2 separate regions of the Homo sapiens genome follow, and region 2 is linked to region 1. Evidence: chromatin loops called from intact Hi-C (ENCODE). Cell type or tissue: GM12878. All regions are shown on one strand. Each heading gives the region's core, and the rest is flanking DNA. Links, peaks and the distances in the headings are about the cores only.

Region 1 (8,744 bases), core at 1,567-6,566:
ACGTGGCAGCAACATTTACACCCAGTCACTCCTGGCCGGCTGAGCCACTTTTCAAAACACCCTTGCACAGCTGTGCAGAGTGGCTGGCTCCACTGGCAGCCAGCAGAGCCATAACTCACATTGTCACCACTCCTCTCAAACCCCTTCGGTAAGCACTTTTAATCAATGCAACAGGAATAAACAGTTGCTGCAGAGCGGCAATGTGCAGGGAGGAACATGGTTCCACTCAGGCTCAGAAAGCAAAACCTCCTGGCTGTTTGCATCTATGCGAGAGCTCACAGGAAAAGCCCTCTGTGTGGCTGCCAGCCTCACACACTCCCCCCAAGGGGTGAGTTTCTCTTTCCATGTTAATCTATGCTCTGACGTGCCATCTGTCAACCACCACACCATTCTCACTTGACATTTCAAAGCATCTTTGCCCTGTGAATGGTCACCAGCCCTGCCCTGCAAGCCCCCAGGTGACATTGAACTTAAATGAGAGAGAAAACAGGTTTCGGGGTGGATTTCAGTTCAGCATCTTGGAGTCTCTGTGTGGACATGAAATCTGTCTCCCCAGCTGTGGGCTGCATCCCTCTTTGTCATCTGGTTTGGTTCTTGGGGACTTAGAAACTCGTGGGCACCTTTGCAATTTGTCAAGAAGCTGCACCGCCCTTCCAACAAAAGCAAGCAATAGGAACAGAACCCCAAGGCTTTAGATCAAGGTGCAACTTAAAGCAGCCTCAGGATAAAAGCAAACAGGAGTCAGAGGGATGCCTAAGGCAGAGTCTAGTCCCCAGGGCAGCTATAAGGCAAAGAGAAAGACAAACAGAGAGAGAAAGAGACAGAGAGAGATGGGAGGAGACATGAGGCACCCAGGCCTCTGCATCAAAATCCCTACAAGAGGGGCTTCCTAAAAATGCAGGAGGCTGAGGTGGGCGCATACAGAAGTTCAAGACTAGCCTGGGCAACACAGCAAGACCCTGTCTTCACAAAAAATACAAAAATTAGCCAAGTGTGGCAGTGTATGCCTGTGGTCCCAGCCACCCAGGAGGCTGAGGTGGGAGGATGGCTTGAGCCCAGGAGGTAGAGACTGCACTAAGCTGAGACAGTACCACTGCACTCCAGCCTGGGTGACGGAGTGAGACTTCATCTCAAAAAAATTTAAAAATTTTTTTAAAAAGGATCACCCTGGCTACTTGAATGGATGATAAGAAGGTAAGAGCAGAAGCAAGGAGACCAGCAGGGAGATTCTGCAGGTGGGAGTCCACAGTGGCTCAGACCAGGCTGGCGCTGAAGACCGGCTGGATTCTGTATGTATTTTAATGATGAAGCAACTCACTGACTCTTGAAGAGTGGGCTCTAGGAGACTGTATTTTTAACAAGCTCTCAGAGGATTCCAATGCAGGCTGAAGTTGAAGAACTACTGATTTAGGTGAAACTTCTGTTTCATCCTTGGGGAAGTACCTACTGACTTTTCTCCAAGCCACCTCAAAAGAGGCACTAGACAAGATGTGCTCCAGTGTCTGAACATGTGTGCACAGCTCTAGAGCAGACCTCAGGACACTGAGTCAAAGGTTAGGAGTACAACAGTGAACAACCACCGTCCTCTTTTCAATGAGCTTTGCATTTAATGAGAGAAATAAAAAGCAAAAAAAAAAATCATTTTCAACTCAGAATGGTAAAAGTTGTGGTGACAGCATGCCTGGGGCAATGGGAGCACATAGAAGGGGCACCCAATAGGCCAGGTGCAGTTGTTCATGCCTGTAATCCCACCACTTTGGGAGCCCGAGGTGGGTGGATCACTTGAGGCCAGGAGTTTGAAAACAGCCTGGTAAACATGGTGAAATCCTGTCTTTAATAAAAATACAAAAAAATTAGCCGCGTGTGGTGGCGGGCACCTGTAATTCCAGATTTTCGGAAGGCTGAGGTGGGAGAATTGCTTGAACCCGGGAGGTGGAGATTGCAGTGAGCCAAGATCGCACCACTGCACTCCAGCCTGGATGGCCAGAGCGAGACTCTGTCAAAAAAAAAAAAAAAAAAAAAAAAAAAAAAAAAAAAAAAAGCCAGGAGGTGGGTGGCCATCCAATCTATATCAGGTGGTCAGAAATCCTTCTCCATCACAGGACTCCTAAGTTGAAGACTAGAAAATGGTAGGAATTAGCCAGGTCGATAGGAGAGGTGTGGAAGATCATTCCCAGCAGAGGGAAGAGCATGTGCAAAAATCGAGACATGAGAGGGTGAGGAGCTGAGAGATGTTCATATAATTGTACAAAGTGACTAATGTAGAGGTAAGTTGGAGCCAAATTTTAAAGGCTCTTTGTCATGTTTATCCTGTAGACTAAGGGAGACAGTAGATGTTTTTAGGCAGGGGAGTAATGATCCACTTTGTGCTATAAAAAGAGCAGTCTGGCTGGAGGACAGTGGGAGGTGAGTAGACTAGGTAGGAGGCTGCAATACACCAAGTGAGAGAAGATGGTTGGCTGGACCAAGGCTGTGGCAGTGAGGATGGAGAGGAGACAGTAGACTAACTTGACTGAGAAAGAGGGAGGAATGCAGGATGAGGCCCAGGTGTTTTGGAAGCTGGGTGGATGGTGGTGTGTATCTGATGTGGTGAGCCCAGGCAGAAGAGGAAATCAGGAGAGGAAAGGTAACATGAGGTCAATGCAAGACAGACAGCCAAGTGGAGATAACCAGTGGGCAGTTGGATTCATCAGCCTGGAGTTATACAGAGAGGTCTGGAATGAAAATAAAGAGGAAAGGACTTTGGGAATAGGTGAATCCTCCCAGAATAATGTGTAGAGAAAGGAGAATAGAACACAGGGGACAGAAAAAGGGAAGAGATTTGTTATTAAAACCAACCATCCATCAGACATCTTCTAATAAAACACTTGTTAGAGGTTTCCTCAGTGTGAGTTATTCAGGACCAGAGCTAAAGACCATATTCCCAATAAAATCACTGCTGGGAAGGTCTTCATGAAAACATTTAATGCTGCTTTTAAAACAACAACAACAACAACAAAAAGGCTTTAGCTACTGCACAGACCCTGGAGCAATTTTTCGGCAAGAGTCTGTCAAACACGAATCTGATCTGACTCAAGGAGGTGTCATATCAAGTGTAAAAATCCAATTTCAATGTCCATAAGAGCCTTTCTGCCAGGTACAAGACCCTAATCCAGTTGAAGTGATTTTCTATTGATTAATAGGCTGGGAATACACAGGTTGTTGGTTTTTGAGATTTCCTTTCCTGTGCCTTCATGCCAGCTGTGAAAGAGTCAAAAGGCTCCTAACTGTCAAAATAAAAATGACACTTGGTCACAGAGGAAACAGATTATAGGTCAATCACCTTGATGACTTTTTAACTATGAGAAGCCATTAATGTTACTGAATAAGCAAATCTGTTTGCATAGCCAGATTTTTATAGGCTACTGGGGATAAAGGTTTTCCTAAGTGGGTGATTTGTACAACGATAGCCTTTGGGTCTCTGATGGAACAGCTCTGATAAGGAAATGTTCCTTTAATTATGTGCAAGGCCAATTACCACGTTATAGCCACATTGTTTTGCAGATTGCATATAATTTCACCATTTCATAGCTTCAGCACTATAATTCTGGAGAAAATTCAGGCACCAAGAAGACACTTGAGGCACATTATGCTGGAGATAAAGATGTTTTAGCGAATTCAATTTAAGCTACAACATTAAAGTTATTTTGTTGAATAAAACATAATGCAATAATGAGCTTGTGTATGTCAACTCTATAGTGGAGGTAATAATAGCTAGAGAGAGCATGTCCCCTCTCTTCTTTTTCATGCTCATTAGAGTAATAGATAATGCTATAGAGAGAACCTTTCTCTAATATGTGCTTCATCTCAGGCTAAGCGTGTTTTGTGCAACTGCACTTCAAGAAAAAAAAAAAAGGTAAAGGAACTAATTTGGGAGCCATTCACAAAAGTGCTACCACTTGATGTTATTTTATACTCTGAGATTTCTTATTCCCAGTGCCTACCAGGAATGGACTTTCTGGAGAAGCTCAGATTAATCACTCCTTATATACTTGGTACTGGGAGGTATGTATGGAGCAAGTGAAGAAATCAGCAGAGTGAAAACTGAGGGACAACAACACGATGGAGGAAAGGCAAAGTTACTGCCATGTTGCTTTCAATTCTGCCACTCATGAGTGAGACCCATGACCTCCTCTCTCTAGGACTCTGTTGTTCTTATCTGTAAAGTGGAGGAATAGAAGGGCCTTTTAAAGTATTAACATTTCCTGACCTATCTGTAAAACACTTTCATTCAAACTGATGGGAATCTTGACTACTTTGCCAAGAGGACATAATCATCATCAAGCTGAATGCAACAAACAACATTGCCTGAAACTATCTAAGCAAAAACTGAGAAAGTTACACAGGACAGACAAACCTCCTATAAGAGTAAGAACTCTTTAGCACATGCTCAGTGTGTCAAAGACAATGCTGTGTTCACACCATTCCTCTTCTTGGACATGCAGAAAGACTACATTTCCCAGCATCCCTTGCAGTTAGTTTAGAACCATGTGACTGCATTTCCACCAATAGGAATGTAAGAAATCACTTCAGGGCCAAGGTTATCAAAGGCAAGTGTGAGCTATGTTTCCTCTCTTCCCATCCACATGGCTACAAGTGAAAAACTCTGAGATGGCAGAATTAAATGATGGAAACCTCCAGGATCTGTGAATCACTGTTGGACAAGGGCCCCCAAGGAGAACACCTGCCCTGCACCAGACTATGCTATGGGTGTCAACCCACTGAGAGTTCAGGGTTTATTCGTCTCAGCAGCATTGTCTAGTGTTACACTGACTAACATCCTAAGGTTTGAGAGATCTAGCATATTGCTAATTGAAGCTAGATTCCAGTTACACTGAGAATCTTATCTATTTAAAAATAAAAACTCTTCTTAAAAAAACAAATAATCCACATTCCTTTTAACCACATGTGGCACATTTGCAAAAAACAACAACAACAACAACAACAACTGGCCACAGCCACATATTAGGCCATAAAGAAGTCTCAACAAAATCCACTATACGATTGACAATGTCCAGACCACATTTTCCTGACCATAATGCAACAAAATTAGAAGTCAACAGAAAGAAGATAGCTAAACACAAGCTATCTTTAATTTGGAAAATTAAAAATATCCTTTCATGAGTTAAAGGAAAAATCACAATAGAAATTACTAAATATTTACAACTGAACGAAAACAAAACTTTATATATATATATGTGTATATATATATACATATATATATATGTATATATATATTGTGTGTGTGTGTGAGTCTTCCAACTTTGTTCTTCTTTTACAAGGTTATTTGGGAAATTCTGGGTCTCCTGCAATTCCTCATACAATTTTATGCTGTTTGTCCATTTCTGTGGCTGAGATGAACTTGTTGTAGTTCTCATAGACCAGGGTCTGCATATCGCTGTCTAGAGCCCGGATCTGCCGCACCATGTCTGTCTCACTGTCCTCAGCTGGGCCAGAGGGCACTCTCGACGCAGCTTGCCTAGGTAAACTTCCGGGTCGAAGTGCACCCCGTTCAGATCAGTCGTGTCCAGGGGTTCGGGCCCCGCGGGGCGTCCCGCCGCCTCCCCTTCCGAGAAGCCATAGTAAAGCATCCCGTGTGCCTTCCGCCGACGCTCCGGAGCCTCCCCCTCGGGCCCTTCTGGGGAGTCCCCAGGTCCAGACCCCGGGCTATGTCCAGCAGCAGCTGCCGCCGCCATAGCTCCAACTGCAGCCCACGGGTGTAACTTTTTATATTTTTAAGTTGGATACATCAAGCTACTTGGCTTTTGCTTTCATCACATCATTGAGGAAAGCGGTGGTTGCTTATGGTACCCCTGTTTTTACTGCAACCTGTAATGGATGAGAATCTCCCTGTTGCAAAGAGCAAAACACTGAACTAAATTGTGCTGCAACACAGCCCTGTGTTGGGGGACTGGGAGTGATCATGCAAACAGCTGCAAATTTGCACACTGACAGAGGCAATTGTTTGGGCAGCTGTTCACTATATGAAAAGTCAATTGACCAAAAGTCAGTTACTGAGCTATCTCAATACTTTCATTTTATTTTAACTTTTGGCAGCAGGTTGCAATTAGAGGTGAGAAAGGAAACAAAGTGGTAAGTATAAGATAATGTACACACATGTGTAAAAGAAAATGACAAGACCGAATGACTATTTGTCTTTTTGTTAGCTCCTTGGGCTCTATGTCTCCCTCCTCAGAGAACCTCGTTTTCCTTTGTCCAGATTTGTTAGGGCGGATAATCCAGGCATCTGCTACCCCATGATGGAAGCCAAAGATGTCCCTGGAGACGCCTCCCACTGCATCCTTTCCTGCATTGCCCAAATGGTCACAACTCAGCCAAGTAGACTCCCTCTCAGAACTTTGGTCTTGAGCAAAGGGATTCAAGGGTGAAGTGACTGAAGGTCTGTCCTTCTAAAGTGGTAGGTGAGCTAATGGCTGAAGTTTACCAAGCCCTTCGAAGCACTTTTTTCTTAATTTTTATTTATTTGTTTATTTGAGACAAAGTCTCGCTCTGTCGCCCAGGCTGGAGTGCAGTGGTGCGATCTCGGTTCACTGCAACCTCTGCCTCCTAGGTTCAAGGGAGTCTCCTGCCTCATCCTCCCCAGTAGCTGGGATTACAGGCACGTGCCACCACTCCTGGCTAATTTTTTTTTGTATTTTTAGTAGAGACAGGTTTTTACCATGTTGGCCAGGCTGGTCTCAAACTCCTGGCCTCAAGGAATCCACCTGCCTCGGCCTCCCAAAGTGCTGAAATTATACATGTGAGCCACCACGCCCAGCCCCAAGTACTTTTTATATACCAACTCATTTAAACTTCACAGTAATACTGAGATGAGTAATATCATCACCATTTTACAGATCAGAAAACTGAGGCAGAAAGCTGTTAAATAGCCTGCCCCATGTAGTAGAGTGAAAGACATGAACCCAGGCTGACTCCTGCACCTAACCTCTACACTGCACTTGTCAAGGTCCTCTGAAACTACCTGACTCCTGTCTGCTGCAAGCCTTGTTCTTCAGGAGGACCTTATTTCTGCCAGTTCCCCAACAGCCTTCCAATAAAGTCCCTTTTTCTTCAAATATGCAAGTAGTTTTCTACTGTCTACGTCCAAAGAACTTTCAATGATATATTAAGGGAACATCAAACTGGGTATACTTGTAAATTTAGGCTTGAAAGTGTAATTTGAAAGTGGAAGTAGAGACTTAGAGCTCGCCAACTGCTATGGGTTTGTATGCGTATTAGGGTGATATGGGTTGGCTGTGTCCCTGCCAGAATCTCAATTTGTAGCTCTCACAATTCCCAAGTGTCATGGGAAGGACTCAGCAAGAGGTAACTGGATCATGGGGCGGGTCTTTCCCATGCTGTTCTCATGATAGTGAATAAATCTCACAAGGTCTGGCAGATTTATAAAGAGGAGGTCCTTTGCACAATTTCTCTCTTACCCACCACCATGTAAGAAGTCCCTTTGCTCTTCCTTCATCTTCTGCCATGACGGTGAGGCCTCCCTAGGCATGTGGAACCAAGCGGCATCCTGAAAATGCCACTAAGCCTCTTTTTCTTTATAAAGTACCCAGTTTCCGGTATGTCTTTATTAGCAGTGTGGAAACAGACTAATAAATAGGGTGAATAACAAAAACAAGATGCTGTAAAAAATGACCCCAAAATTTCAGAGGCCTAACTTAATCGAGATCTGTTGATTGCTGATGTCATGGGTGGTATGCATGGGGGAGGGGCAGGGTACCTCTGCTCTGCTCCATGCAGTCATTTAGGGATCGATGCTTCTTCCCAGACAGAACTTCACTGTCTTCAGCACGTGGCTTCTGAGGCTGGTAGGGAAGAATAAAGTGCACAGGATCCTGCAGGAGAGATTTTTTTATGGTCAAGTATAAAGATAGGCATTTATTGCTTCTCACTCATATTCCTCTAGCCAAAATGTAATCCCATGGCCCCAGACTGAACACAAGGGGACTGGGATGTATAATCTAGCAGAGTGCCCAGGAGCAAAATGAAACAGATTTGGAACACACGACCTCTTCCCACTACGGCAAGAAAATGTATTCAGTGTTCACCATATGCCCAACACAATGTTAGGCACCATGCAGGAACTTTAAACAAATCTCTATGTAAATTTATGATTTACTTGAAAAGACAGAATACATATTTCTGAAACACATGAGAATTACCCTAAACCAACAGAACATCCAAAATCATCTAGAAGAATAACAGAAGAAATTTCAATGAAACAAGAGATAACCTTTTCATATATTAAATTTTAAAATATGTTTAAATGCTAATATAAAATTTCTCCCCAGGGTGAGGTGAAGCCGATATACTCATACATGGCTTATGATGACGTAAAACATTGCAGCTCTTACAGAAGGCCATCCTGGGCCACGTGCAGTGGTTCATGCCTGTAATCCCAGCACTCTGGGGGACCGAGGCAGGCAGATCACTTGAGGTCAGAAGTTTGAGACCAGCCTGGCCAACATGGTGAAACCCCATCTCTACTAAAAATACCAAAATTATCCGGGCATGGTGGTGGGTGCCTGTCATTCCAGCTACTCAGGAGGCTGAGGCACAAGAATCGCTTGAACCCAGGAAGCAGAGGTTGCAGTGAGTGGAGATCACACAACTGCACTCCAGCCTCAGTGACTGAGGGAGACTGTTTCAGTGGCTCACACCTGTAATCCCAGCACTTTGGGAGGCCG
Region 2 (8,744 bases), core at 1,313-6,312, 49 kb after region 1:
CGACTGTCATCTCAGCACTTTGGGAGGCAGAGGCAGGTGGATCACCTGAGGTCAGGAGTTCCAGACAAGCAGGCCAACATGGTGAAACCCCATCTCTTCTAAAAATACAAAACATAGCCAGGCACGGTGGCAGGTGTCTGTAATCCCAGCACTATGGGAGGCTGAGGCATGAAAATCACTTGAACCCAGGAGGCGGAAGCTGCAGGGATCCATGATCATGCCACTGCACTCCAGCCTGGGCAAGAGAGTGAGACTCTGTCTCAAAAAAAAAAAACTGTGCTTAATAATAGCTTGGAAGTGCACATACCTTCTGTGAAGGTTGATAGACTACAATTAGCTTCAAAACACAAATAAGTAGCTGTGTTTAAATGAGGCCTTCTGTGTAATAGCTAGGGAAAATCAATGTAGCTATTCACATTTTGGTTCCCCTTCCAGAAACAGAGAAGTTGCCCGTGACTCTGTGATCCTTTTTGTCCAATGAACCATGAGCAGGAGCAACTTGAGTCACCTTCAGGTGGAAGTGTTAAGAGGCTCTGTGATCCACCACATTCCCTTTCCCCTGAAGTGGTGATCAATGACACATGCAGAGATGGGGCTTTTGTCAGCCTGGATCCCTGAGTGAACACAATGAACAGACCACCCCACAATGCCCTAACACAGCCCAGATATGCAACGTGACCAAGAATAAGCCTCACTGTGGCCAGGCACGGTGGCTCACACCTGTCATCCCAGCACTTTGGGAGGCCAAGGCAGGTGGATCATTTGAGGTCAGGAGTTCAAGACTAGCCTGGCTAACATGGTGAAATCCTTTCTCTACCAAAAGTATAAAAATTAGCCAGAAAATAGTGGCACGGGCCTGTAATCCCAGCTACTCAGGAGGCACGAGAATCACTGAGTCTGGGAGGCAGAGGTTGCAGTGAGCTGAGATTGCGCCACTGCACTGTAGTCTGGGTGACAGAGTGAGACCCTGTCTCAAAAACAAACAAACAAATACCTCACTGCATGAACCCACTGAGATTTGGGGATTGTTGTTACTGCAGCAGAACCCAAATCATCCCGACCGCTAGACTGTCCTAACTAGGGTTTCTTACCAAAAGCAAAGGCATTTTTAAAGTTCATGACATTTAAACCAAAGAGTAAATACCAATATCTGTCACTTTGTCAGGCTAACAAAGTGACAAAGTAACAAAGGCCAAACAAAGCAAATGCCAGAAGTTAAAAGAAACAGATCATTAGGTTAAAAACAGAACTGTGAAAACAGGCACAATTGACTTCATATAGTGATTGCAAAGAACATCAGGCAAGACACAGGTGTGGTCATATCATTTATCACATGCTTAATTGCACATGTTTGCCTAAGAAAAACACAAAGTATTTAAGCTCATCTGTAGTTCAAAGTGCCTATCCGTGTATTTATCCATTCATCCTTATTTATTTATTGAGCAACTCTTTTGTGCCAGGCACTGTGCTGGGTGCTGGTAATGCAATGATGAAGATGGCAGGCACGACTCTGCCCTCCAGGAGTTTCTAGGATATGGAGGGAGACAAACAAAAAATAAGTAAATCCATGAAAGAAGTATTGGTGGAACCTGCCCCCAGTATTTCAACGTATGTTCTTTCTATTTTCCATAAGTGTCAGCCACCTGAGAAATAGACAGTACAAAGAGAGGCATTATACAGCTGGGCCGCTGGGGGTGACATTACATATCGGTAGGACAGTGATGCCCCCTGAGTCTCAGACCAGCAAGTTTTTATTAAGGGTTTCAAAAGGGGAGGGGGTGTAAGAACAGGGAGTAGGTACAAAGATCACATGCTTCCAAGGGCAAAAAGCAGGACTACTAATAAGGGTCCAACAAAGATCACATGCTTCTGAGGGAACAGGACAAAGGGCAAAGGCAGAACTACTGGTAAGGGTCCAGCAAAGATCACAAGGCAAAGGGCAAAAGCAGAAGATAAGGGTCTATGATCAGCGGTGCACGTATTGTCTTGATAAACATCTTAAACAACATAAAACAGGGTTCGAGAGCAGAGAACCAGTCTGACCACAGATTTACCAGGGCGGAGTTTTTCCCCACCCTAGTAAGCCTTTGGGTACTGCAGGAGACCAGGGCGTATCTCAGTCCTTATCTCAACAGCATAAGACAGACATTCCCAGAGCAGCCATTTATAGACCTCTCCCCAGGAATGCATTCCTTTCCCAGGGTATTAACATTAATATTCCTTGCTAGGAAAAGAACTTAGCGATATCTCTCCTACTTGCACGTCTGTTTATAGACTCTCTGCAAGAAGAAACATATGGCTCTTTTTGCCCGACCCTGCAGTCAGTCAGACCTTATGGTTGTCTTCCCTTGTTCCCTAAAAATCGCTGTTATTCTCTTCTTTTTCAAGGTGCACTGATTTCATATTGTTGAAACACGTTTTACAATCAATTTTTAGAGTTAACACAATTATCACAGCCGTCCTGAGGTGATGTACATCCTCAGCTAATAAATATAACAGGATTAAGAGATTAAAGTAAAGACAGGCATAAGAAATTATAAAAGTATTATTTGGGAACTGATAAATGTTCATGAAATCTTCACAATTTATGTTGCTCTGCCGCGGCTCCAGCCAGTCCCTCCATTTGGGGTCCCTGACTTCCTGCAACAAGAAATAATAGAGGTTAAGGTGGAGAAGAGCAAGGAAGTCCACTTTACAAAGCAGTCAGGAAAGAGCTCTCTGTGGAAGCACCATTTTAGCTGAGACCTAAAGGATGGTCTAATTTGGGGAGGTGCAGAGGAAAATCATTCCAGGCTGAAGCAGCAAGTGCAAAGGCCCTGTTGTGGAGAAAGATTTGAAAGTCCAAGAAAACAAAAGAAGGCCAGAGTGGCTGAAATAGAGTAGGCCAAGGGGAGGAGATAGGAGAGGGCTGGAGATGTGGCAGGAACAGGCAGAAGACTCGGGGTCTTGATTTTATTCTATGTGCCATGGGCAGGAAAGGCAGGGATGAGAATCAATGGAAACCTTAAGATCAGTGAAGCTGCCAGGTGGGAAATGGATTGCTGAGCATGGAGGGCAGGTGCAGAGGACCAGTTAAGACCAGTTAGGAGGCTGCTGCTGTAGCCCAGCTGGGATAAGGGTGTCCTAGGCAAAGATAACGACAGTGAAGATAGAGAGAGTGGACAAGTTGGATAAAGTTTAGAATCACAGGACTTGCTGACTGGAGAAGAGGGCAAAAGCAGAGTTAGCACAACACATGAGTTATGACCACCTTGAGCAGCTGAGCAGGGGGTGGTGCCATTTACAGAACAGAGATGGCACAGACAGAGCCCATGGAGAAGGAGGAGGAAAAGGAGAGTTTGGCTTTGGGTTTTTTTAAGACAGGGTCTGGCTCTGTCACCCAGGCTGGAGTGCAGTGGTGTGATCAGAGCTCTTTGCAGCCTCAAACTCCTGGGCTCAAGTGATCCTCCTACCTTAGCCTCCCAAGTAGCAGGACTCCAGATCCTACAGATGCACATCACCATGCCTAGCTAATTTTTTTTTTTTTTTTTTTTTTTTTTTTTGTAGACAGGGAGTCTCACTGTGTTTCCCAGGCTGGCTTCAAACTCCTGGCCTCAAGTAATCCTCCCACCTCGGCCTCTCATACCACTGGGATTACAGCCATCACCTACTCCTCCAAGCCACGAGTTTGGCTTTGGATGTCACAAGGTTGAGGTGTTCATGAGATGACAAGTGGAAAAAACAAGAAAGAAGTTGAGTGTTTAAGACTGCTGCTTGAAGGAGAAGTCTAGCCTCAAGGGAAAAGTTCAGGACTCATCAGCTGAGAAATGGAACTGAAAATTATGCAAATGGATGAGCTCAGCTAGCAAACAAGTCCAGAGAGAGCAGAAAGTCCAGAGAGAGCAGCACTGGGCTATGCACCTGGCCTAATGCTACCCCGCTCCTCGCAATCCCTGTGTTATGCTGGAGAGGGTTCAGCCTCTGGTGAGTTTCACCAAACCCCCACATCTCTTTCTTCTGAGACCTTCTCTAAAATCCTCTCTTTTATACTTAGTGAAAAGGGATTCTCTTTTTCCCATCCAGCTTAAGCAAAAACTTTTGACTATGAGAGGAATGAGGATGCATTTAGTATCTGTTCTGCACGGCTAATTCCATCAAAGATTTCTCATTATTCCTGCCTGGCAGTCTCATTTTCTTCTTTCGCCTCTCAGAGCACAGTCGTAGGCTTAATTACTGACCTTTTCACCCTTCTAACACCAGCGATTTCCCCCATCTCAGTTCTCAGGAAGTTCTGTTCCCAGAATTATCTCCTGAATCCTCACCTGGGGATAGAAATTGTTCTCTGTGGCCGTGTCTTCTCCTCTAATTCTTATCAAAAAACTCAGTGATCTCTGTGCATCAAATATTAAACTCAAGCTTAACAGATCATGCTTCTGGCTTCTCTCTCTCTCTGGCCTGTGGGTTAACAGGTTTGCAACCTTTGCAGAGAAGACTCCAAATTCTCAGGAGGCCAGTTTCCAAGGGTGCTGGTCACTCTTGCTCTCTTTCTCCTGCTCAAAATTCAGCACTAGAGAGTGTTACACCATTGCATCTGCAGAGGAGTTCATCTGACTCTAGGGACTACAGAGGAGGGAGACGGACAAACTAACAGGCATTCAGAAAATGGCTACCACGATGGGGAAGAAAATGAAAGTCAAAACAAATAAGCAATCGTCAAAAAAAAAAAAATCTGGAGGCCAGCTGCAGTGGCTCACACCTGTAATCCCAGCACTTTGGGAGGCAGAGGCAGGTGGATGGCTTGAGATCAGGAGTTCGAGACCAGCCTGGGCAACATAGTGAAATCACATCTCTACTAAAAATACAAAAATTAGCCAGGTGTGGTGGCAGGCGCCTGTAATCCCAGCATTTTGAGAGGCTGAGGTGGGCGGATCACCTGATGTCAGGAGTTGGAGACCAGCCTGGCCAACATGGTGAAACCCTATTTCTATTAAAAAACACAAAAATTAGCCAGGTGTGGTGGCAGATGCCTGTAATCCCAGCTACTTGGGAGGCTGAGACAGGAGAATTGCTTGAACCCAGGGGGCAGAGGTTGCGGCGAGCAAAGATTGCACCACTGCACTCCAGTGTGGGCGACAGTGAGACTTTGTTTCAAAAAAAAAAAAAAAAAGAAAAAAAACACATAGAGATGTCCATCCAGGCTGAAGAGAATATTCCAGAGCAAGGGTTGGGACACTACGGCCCATGGGCCAAATCTGACCTGCTTGCACATGTTTTTGTCAATAAAGTTTTATTGCAACACAGCCATGCCCATTTGCTACATATTGTCTGTGGCTGCTGGATTAGGCTGTTCTCTCATGCTATAAATACCTGAGACTGGGTAATGTATAAAGAAAAGTGGTTTAATTGGCTCACAGTTTTGTAGGTTGTACAGGGAGCATGACACTGACATCGCTGAGCTTCTGTGGAGGCCTCAGGAAACTTACAATCATGGCAGAAGGTGAAGCGGGAGCAAGAGAATGAGGAGGGAGGTGCTACACACTCACAAGCAACCAGATATTGCAAGAACTCACTCACTATTGCAAGGACAGGACCAAAAGCATGATGCTAAGTCATTCATGAGAAATCCACCCCCATGATCAAGTCTCTTCCCACCAGGCCCCACCTCTAACACTGGGGGTTACATTGCAACATCAAATTTGGGCAGGGACACATATTCAAACTATATCAGCTGCTTTCATGCTATGGGTGGCAGAGTTGAGAAACTACTACAAGAGACTGTATGGCCCACGAAGTCTAAAACATTTACTATCTGATGCTTTCAAGAAAAAGTTTACAAACCCTGCTCTTGAAAAGGAAGGGAAGGAAGAGGAGAGGAGTAAGGCAGGAAGGAGCAGAGAGGGACATGGGGCCGTATTCAAACATCTGTTGTTAAGACAGAGAAATTCAATTTATTTGTCATGGCAAAAGTTATCAAACTAGGAGCACTCCATTAAAGTTTCAGGACAAACACTGTGCTGAATATAAGGATGACCCCATCCAACAGGCACATAATCCACTCTAAAAGACTGTCCCGGGGTAGTGAAGATGATGTTGCTGGAAATATCCTTAAATGACATGTGGATGAGCTCCCCCAGAGGCATACATGTTGAGCTAAATACTTTGCTGATGAAGGGTACAAGTTGAAGCGGTTTTGAAAGGCAGAGTGAGGTTCCTCAGAAGGCTGTTGCTACAGAAAGCCAGGAGGAGAAATTACATGGCCAGATAGAGTGGCATGACCATTAGATAAGGGTTTTTTGTTTTTTTGTTTGTTTTTGAGATGGAGTTTTGCTCTTGTTGCCCAGGCTGGAGTGCAATGGCACGATCTCAGCTCACCGCAACCTACACCTCCCAGGTTCAAGCGATTCTCCTGCCTCAGCCCCCCTAGTAGCTGGGATTACAGGCATGTGCCACCACACCTGGCTAATTTTGTATTTTTAGTAGAGACGGGGTTTCTCCATGTTGGTCTGGAACTCCCGACCTCAGGTGATCCGCCCACCTTAGCCTCCCAAAGTGCTGGGATTACAGGCGTGAGCCATCGTGCCCAGCCTGGATGAGGGTCTTTAGCAAAGATGGAAGTTTTGGTACCTTGCAATATAATCTCTTCATTTATGTCCTCCTGAAATCTTTACTAATAGCACATTTTGTCAATGTTTCTGGGGTCGTACTGAGAGGGACTTAAAGGAGATGTGATGTGGCAGCCTTTGACTCAAGGGAGTATCATACTAGCTGACAGAGATCTGGGTACATGCCAGTTGAACCCACCCTTCTGAGGATGTGATAGATCCTGGGAGGCCACTCTGATCCTGCCAACCTTGAGGCCAGATGAGTCTTTGAAAAACACGGTTTGGCTTAACACCAGCACTTAGTCTAATACCCACCATGAATCTTGCTGAACTGAAGCTACACAAATACCTTTTCAAAAGATGTTTTTCATTCCATATCCTTCTTACAAATTCCTAAGGCTCAATGCTGTGTGGAAGATTCTAAGAAAGAAAATAGTTTCCAATCTTTGGGATTCCCCTGAGATGGTCCAATCAGCAAAAAGTTCATTGCCATTTCCATCAAGGACACTGAGAACAAGAGTCTTATCCGGATTGGATCCTGGGAATTGAGAAGCTTCAGCAGGTGGGAAATGCACCCTCCACAGGCTCACACCCTTGTGGGCTATTTCAGTTACCTATTGCACCTAAAATTAGAAACTTTAAACCACCAAAAGTCATTATTGCTCATGACCCTGTGAGTTGCATGGGGAATTCCTGGCTGGTTTAACCTGGGCTCATTTGTGTGGCTACCTGCAGCTGGAGGGCCAGCTGGGCGGAACACCCAGGACAGCCTGACACATGTGCCTGGCAGTTGGTGCTGGCTGTCAGCCGGGGAGCCTTGTTTTCCTCCATGTGGCCCCTCGCCCTCCAGAGCCCCTTTCCAAATGGCACTTTAAGCAGGATAGTCAAGGCTTGCTTGGTGCCAGCATCCAAGAGGGCAAAAATATGGAAACTACGAGAGGGCTCTCAAGGCCTAAGACTATATGAACCTCAAAAATCTGAGGTCTCAGTTAATTCAGAAAGTTTATTTTGCCAAGGTTGAGGATGCACGCCTGTGACACAGCCTCAGGAGGTCCTGACAACATGTGCCTAAGGCGGTAGGGACACAGCTTGGTTTTACACATTTTAGAGAGACATGAGACATCAAACAATATGTGTAAGATGTACATTGGTTCAGTCTGGAAAGGCGGGACAACTCCAGGTGAAGGTGAGACAACTCGAAGCAGGGAGGGGCTTCCAGGTCATAGGTAGTTAAGAGACAAATGGTTGTGTTCTTTTTTTTTTTTTTTTAGCAAGTTTTTAATTTTTGTTATTGTACCTTTTAGTTCTATAATTTTTTTTATTATTATACTTTAAGTTTTAGGGTACACGTGCACATGGTGCAGGTTAGTCACATATATATACATGTGCCATGTTGGTGCGCTGCACCCACTAACTCATCATCTACCATTAGGTATATCTCCCAGTGCTATCCCTCCCCCCTCCCCCCACCCCAAAACAGTCCCCAGAGTGTGATATTCCCCTTCCTGTGTCCATGTGATCTCATTGTTCAATTCCCACCTATGAGTGAGAATATGCGGTGTTTGGTTTTTTGTTCTTGCGATAGTTTACTGAGAATGATGATTTCCAATTTCATCCATGTCCCTACAAAGGACATGAACTCATCATTTTTTATGGCTGCATAGTATTCCATGGTATATAGGTTGTATTCTTTTGAGTTCCTGATTAGCCTCTCCAAATGAGGCAATTAGATATACATTTATCTCAGTGAGCAAAGGGGTGACTTTGAATAGAATGGGAGGTAGGTTTGCCCTGAGCAGTTCCCAGCTTGACTTTTCTCTAGCTTAGTAACTTTTTTTGGGCGGGGAGGGGGTGGCGGGGCAGAGTCTCACTCTGTTGCCCAGGCTGGAGTGCAGTGGTGCGATCTCGGCCTCACTGCAACCTCCACCTCCAGGGTTCAAGCAATTTTCCCTGCCTCAGCCTCCCGAGTAGCTGGGATGACAGGCGCCTGCAACCACGCCTGGCTAATTTTCACATTTTTTAGTAGAGACAAGGTTTCGTCATGTTGGCCAGGCTGGTCTTGAACTCCTGACCTCAGGTGATCTGCCCTCCTCAGCTTCCCAAAGTGCTGGGATTACAGGTGTGAGCCACCAAGCCTGGCCTAGCTTAGTGATCTTGGGGCCC

Evidence for each region. Peaks named below come from ENCODE experiments on the same cell type or tissue, not always from the same donor. Only the 100,000 strongest peaks of a DNase experiment are listed, where the experiment ranks them.
Region 2: it touches region 1 in a loop (3.0-fold over the local background); 1 of 110 quality-filtered maps calls a loop at or near these places.

Annotation. Positions count from the first base shown.
Region 1 is chr16:5,204,079-5,212,822 of GRCh38, reverse strand. It overlaps LOC105371067 (a long non-coding RNA gene), which reads right to left and starts at 7,892. Exons shown (of 3, transcript XR_001752067.2): 1 at 7,778-7,892. It also overlaps the pseudogene VPS51P1. In GM12878, for the core only: no CTCF peak of the experiment used is centred there; a DNase peak (open chromatin) is centred at 4,532.
Region 2 is chr16:5,155,226-5,163,969 of GRCh38, reverse strand. No RefSeq gene overlaps it. Among named protein-coding and RNA genes, the nearest start is that of EEF2KMT, 62 kb to the right of the region's middle. RefSeq lists an enhancer at 7,144-7,423. In GM12878, for the core only: no CTCF peak of the experiment used is centred there; a DNase peak (open chromatin) is centred at 3,769; H3K4me3 peaks cover 1,202 bases; H3K27ac peaks cover 2,673 bases.